Regions from separate parts of the Homo sapiens genome. Here region 1 is linked to region 2. The links are chromatin loops, found by intact Hi-C in ENCODE. Cell type or tissue: psoas muscle. All regions are shown on one strand.

Region 1 (2,500 bases), 60 kb after region 2:
TTTTATTAGACATGCATCACAATGAGATAGATGGGACTACCTTCCCTCCTCTCATTATTTCATATATTCATGAATGAGTATTATTTACTGCTAGAGTGAGGCAGGATTTACCATCAATTTTACTCATGCTGAGAAAACCTTTTCACATAAACAAGGAAGATGTTTACTACAGCAATGTCATTCCTTTAGCACTCTGGTGAAAAAATCACATCGTAATCAAGAAACATCTAACAAGTTCCCAACAATTCTAGTAAACTGTCTTCAAACTATGTTGAAAGCAAAGAACCAGAAACTGCCAGAATAAGAATCTCAGCTGAAATTCTCAACATTAATATTTTAAAGGCCTCTTTTTTGGCAATTCATAGGCTTTTTTCCCCTCCCTGTAGCAACAAAGCAAAGATCAGGAATAACTTTCCATTGTGGAAGAGGCAACTATGAAGAGAAAGAGAACTGGAACCTCCAGTTCAGCCTGAAGAGTTTTATGACAGGGTACACGTTATGTATTAGACAGACCCTTTATGTATTAGACAGATGTGTGCACCTCCTGAGGCCTAGAAACATCCCAGCCCCAGCCAGGGGATCTCTGTTTTTAAGTCACATCAGTCAGAAGTCAGTTGCCAGGTCATATGGAATGCAAAGTGGCTGCACATCCACACACTGCCTCCAGTACACGGCATTGTCATACTTGCTGTGATGACTCACTTTATGTGTCTACTTGTCTGGGCCACAGGGTGCCCAGATAAAATACAGTTTCTTGGTACGTCAGTAAGGGTCCTTCTGGATGACTAGCATTTGAATTCGTGAACTGCAAAGAAGCAGCCCTTCCCATGTGGGTAGCCATCATCCAATTCCCTGAGGGCCTCAATAGAACAAAAGGTGAAGGAGGAAGGAACTGGCCTCTATTTTCCGCCCCACTGCTAGAGTTGGGACATCTCATCTCATCTTCCCCTGCCCTTGGACTAGATTTACACTGGCTCCCATGAATCTCAGGCCTTTGGACGCAGACTGAATTACACCACCAGCTTTCCTGGGTCTCCAGCTTGCAGATGTAGACTGTGGGACATTTCAGTTCCATAATCCCGTGAGCCAATTCCTCACAATAAATCTTTTATATTTCTATTGATACTATTTATCTGGAGAACCCTAATACACTTATTAAATTGTGGCAATCTAGTGAATGAGAAATGGTAATTTTAAGTTGCATTTTTCTCAGAAGTAAAAGATGAAATGCTTCACAAAATTGTAGGGGGTTATTACGCAGTGATTAAAGTCATGATTTCAATCGTTCCAATTTTTGTACATGTGGTGCCAATTCGAACACCCTGGTCTCTTGATCCCACTCCAAACAGGCTTTTATTCTCTCCAATAAAGCCAAATAATCAGGTCAAGATAACCAATGATTTCCATGTGGCTAAATCCACATCTTAACCTGCAAGCAAATCTGGATAAAGCGGGGATTCTCCTGAGTCCTGGAATATCTCCAACTAGGACCAGGAAACTAGTCTGTTTTTCTTTCCCGCTGCTCTTACGTGGTGGTTGTCAGGGGTACCCTAGCTTCATAAAATGAGCTGGAAAAGACTCTCTTTTTCTATTTTCTCAAAGAGTATATAAAGACTGGAATTATCTGCTCCATGAATGCTTAGGTGTAAATGTAACATTCTTCTGAAGTCATTGTGGCCCGGTGCTTTCTGTGTGGAAAGATCTTTAACTGATGCTTCAATTTCCACATTGCTCTGGTATTACTAGTTTTCTATTTCTTAAGTCAGTTTTGGTTAATTTTTATTTTCTAGTAATTTATCTATTCCACCTAAAATCTTGACTTTATTGCACATTCTTAACATTATCTTACCAGTTTAATCTCTGTGGAATTTATATCTATGGCTCCCTTTTCCAATCTGAATATTGTGTATTTTTTCCCTCACTCACAATTAATCTTGCCAAAAGTCTGACTATTTGGCTTTTCAAAGAAGCAGCTCTAGGCTCTATTATCCTTACTACTTAATGTGTTTTCCATGTCATTAGTTTATGCTCACTTCATTTCCTTTCATCTACCCTATTTGGGTTATTCTGCAGTTATTTTTTCACTTAAGGTACATGCTTAGTTTATTCATTTTCAGCCTTTTTTCTTTCCTGAAGTCCAACCTTAGCTATCTTATACAATTTTTAAAGTATTTTTTGTTAGCATTTAGTTCTGAATGCTTTCTAATTTCCATTAAGATTCATTTGCTGAGCTGTAAGTTATTTAGAAGTTATCTTAAATTTCCCAATGTAGGGGACTTTTTCTAATTACGTTTTTTGTTAATGACTTCTAACAACTGCCTGTGGTGACAGAATGTGGTCTGATGATAGCTGTCCTCTGAAATCTGTGGAGGTTTTATGGCCTAGCAGATGGCTAATTTTCATAAATAGTCCATGTGTGCCTGAAACGAATGCCTAGCCATCAACCACTGTGGATGAATGTCCACAAAGGTATATTACATTAACCCTCAGTAGACCAGGA
Region 2 (2,500 bases):
GCTCAAAATAAAGGTACCAAATTGAAGTATTTAAAACCCTCTGTCTTTATAACAGATGTTTTTAAGGCATCAAAAATAACATGCATATGTGTACATTCATGAGGCAAATCAGTAAAAAATAATTACACAGTGGCCCCCAAACCAGGCATTGGCAGGGGGATACCTCCAGTTCCAGAGCAATCACTGACAAACAAATTCAGTGGTTTGCATCTTAAAAGGATCTGAGCTCTTTGACGAACAATTTTTGCCACTTTAATTCTGCACAGCCATAAAACACAAATAATTCCAGAATCTTAATATACTTTCTTTTCTCTCTTCTCAGAGGTGGAAAAGGGCTGACCAGGTATATTTGAATTTAAGAAAGACAATCTGTTCTTTTGAGTCTAAGGATTAAAAATAACGGGCACACAAGAGAAGGTCTCTCTCAAGGTGTTATGTAGGGCAGGGAAACAGGTACTGAAACTGTGCCTATTGAAAAGCAAACTACAGCAACAAAAGAAATGGAAACAGAATACAAACGTGCAAAGCATACTGATTATTAGCAGAAACAAATCCAAAAAAAATATATAAGCCTATTTTCTGGGTATGCCTCCTAAAAATCCTAGAAAATACAAAATATAGAGAAAATCATTTTATTTCATTTAACAAATATTTACTAAGCACCTATCATGTAATGAGCAATGGGCTAGATACTGTTAATACAGTAGTCAATCAAATGAAACAGTTCCTTCCCTACTGGCACTCAGAGTGTTATGATGACACATCAATGACCTCATCAGCACTAGCAAAGAGGTGAAACTGCAAACTGGAAGATGACAGGATGTTATAAGGTTCTTATTTCAATACCTAAGGATGTGTTCTTAATATACTTGAATTAAAAACTCAAATCCTTTAGGATTTTACAATACAGTACTTATTTTCTGTTGAATTACTAGTAGTAGTTGTAAGCCTTATGAATAATTAGCAAAAAATGTATAACTGCAAAGTCAAGTGTATAAAAATTGAGAAAGTAAATATCAGATTGGCAACTCAATTTATATTTCTAAATAACAGAGGACTTAATCCACATTAAATAAATCTTTATGTAGGTTAACAACAACAAGATGAAAGTGAACTTCAGATAAGGAAGATAAACATCTACTAAACAGTCAAATATATAAAATTAAAGCATAGAAAAGGCCCCAGATCCATAAACCTGGCTAACCAAGCTTCACCTAAGGTTCCTGTTCAATTTTGCTAAAGAAGGCTATATGACCAATCCTAGGAGAATTAAACTTCCTTAGTAGTTCAAAATGATGCTATATCTGAAACTTGCTCTCTAAGGGAAATTAAACTGAACTAGTTGCTCCTAACCACACAGAAGAGAGTAACAATTAGGCAAGGAAGGGGCTGGGATAGCAAAAGAGAAAAAAGGACATCCATTAACACTAAAACACATTAAGTTACAGTAACAATGATGACTAGTACAACACACACTGGGTGGTGATCTACCAGAACCCTTTCAAAGCCTTCTACATGTATTCATTCCTGTCATCCTCCCAATGCCACTATAAAATATGCATGACCACTCTTGCACTTAAGGATTAGGACAGAAACACAGAGAGGCAAGTCACTTTCCCAAAAGGCCACAGAGCAAAGTTTCAGATCCAGGCAGCCCTGCTCCAGGGCTCCAAATCACCACGGAGCAACAGGTGAGGTTAGTGGTTTTGTAACAGCCCATATTTTCTCAATCTCTTTTTGAAACACTGATGTGATACATGACTGATTTCAAAGTAGCTCATTTTAAATATTAGGCATTCTTGGACCTGTGAAAAATTAATCTTAGAGGAGCTCTATGGTGATTTCTCATTTTTCAAACACTTGCTTCTGGCTGGGAATAGAACGGGAACTTCCCTAGGCATGTTTAAAGTTGGCCATAAAAAAAGGTAATGCAAAAGTACAGTTAGATAATTAAATAAGTGTTCTCAACCACTTGACAGAGTGAATCTTAACACGGCATCAGGTAAAAGTTTGCTCCTTTGTTTTCATAAAATGTCAACCACTTCAACAGGCCAAATCTCCAAGCCGAACAGAAATCCCATAACTTATCACCCAAAAGGATGACTATGGCCATTTCCAGAGGCTTTCTCTGCCACTGAAATGCTAGTGATCAAGTGTAATTATTAACAGGTCAAGGAATAAATTGATTCCAGGGCAGTGGAAATTATGTTGATGAAATGAAAAGTGGTCTTGCTGACAATGCATTATCATTTCTAGACAGCACATCTGAACATCAAATCTCACATCATGGAGATGTGCCAAATGCCAGTGACCTAGTTTCATTAGGGTGGGAAAGATAGAGCAATCTATCCTTTGAGACTAGTACCAAAATAGCTTTCTAAAATACAGCTTCATGCATTAAAGGTTTTAAGTGATTGTCCATGGAAGGACAAAAGTAATAACCAGAGCCAATATCAAATACAAATTTCCTTTACGTACCCCATAAGCTAATGGGGTACAT

Evidence for each region. Hi-C counts contacts between places; a loop is a spot of excess contacts. Peaks named below come from ENCODE experiments on the same cell type or tissue, not always from the same donor. Only the 100,000 strongest peaks of a DNase experiment are listed, where the experiment ranks them.
Region 1: a loop joins it to region 2, with 2.4 times the contacts of the local background. A loop is called at or near these places in 2 of 110 quality-filtered maps.

Annotation. Positions count from the first base shown.
Region 1 is chr9:91,333,523-91,336,022 of GRCh38, forward strand. All of the region lies in intron 3 of AUH (AU RNA binding methylglutaconyl-CoA hydratase), which reads right to left. Among named protein-coding and RNA genes, the nearest start is that of AUH, 27 kb to the right of the region's middle. In psoas muscle, no CTCF peak of the experiment used is centred here; no DNase peak of the experiment used is centred here.
Region 2 is chr9:91,273,604-91,276,103 of GRCh38, forward strand. All of the region lies in intron 6 of AUH (AU RNA binding methylglutaconyl-CoA hydratase), which reads right to left. Among named protein-coding and RNA genes, the nearest start is that of AUH, 87 kb to the right of the region's middle. In psoas muscle, no CTCF peak of the experiment used is centred here; no DNase peak of the experiment used is centred here; H3K27ac peaks cover 326 bases.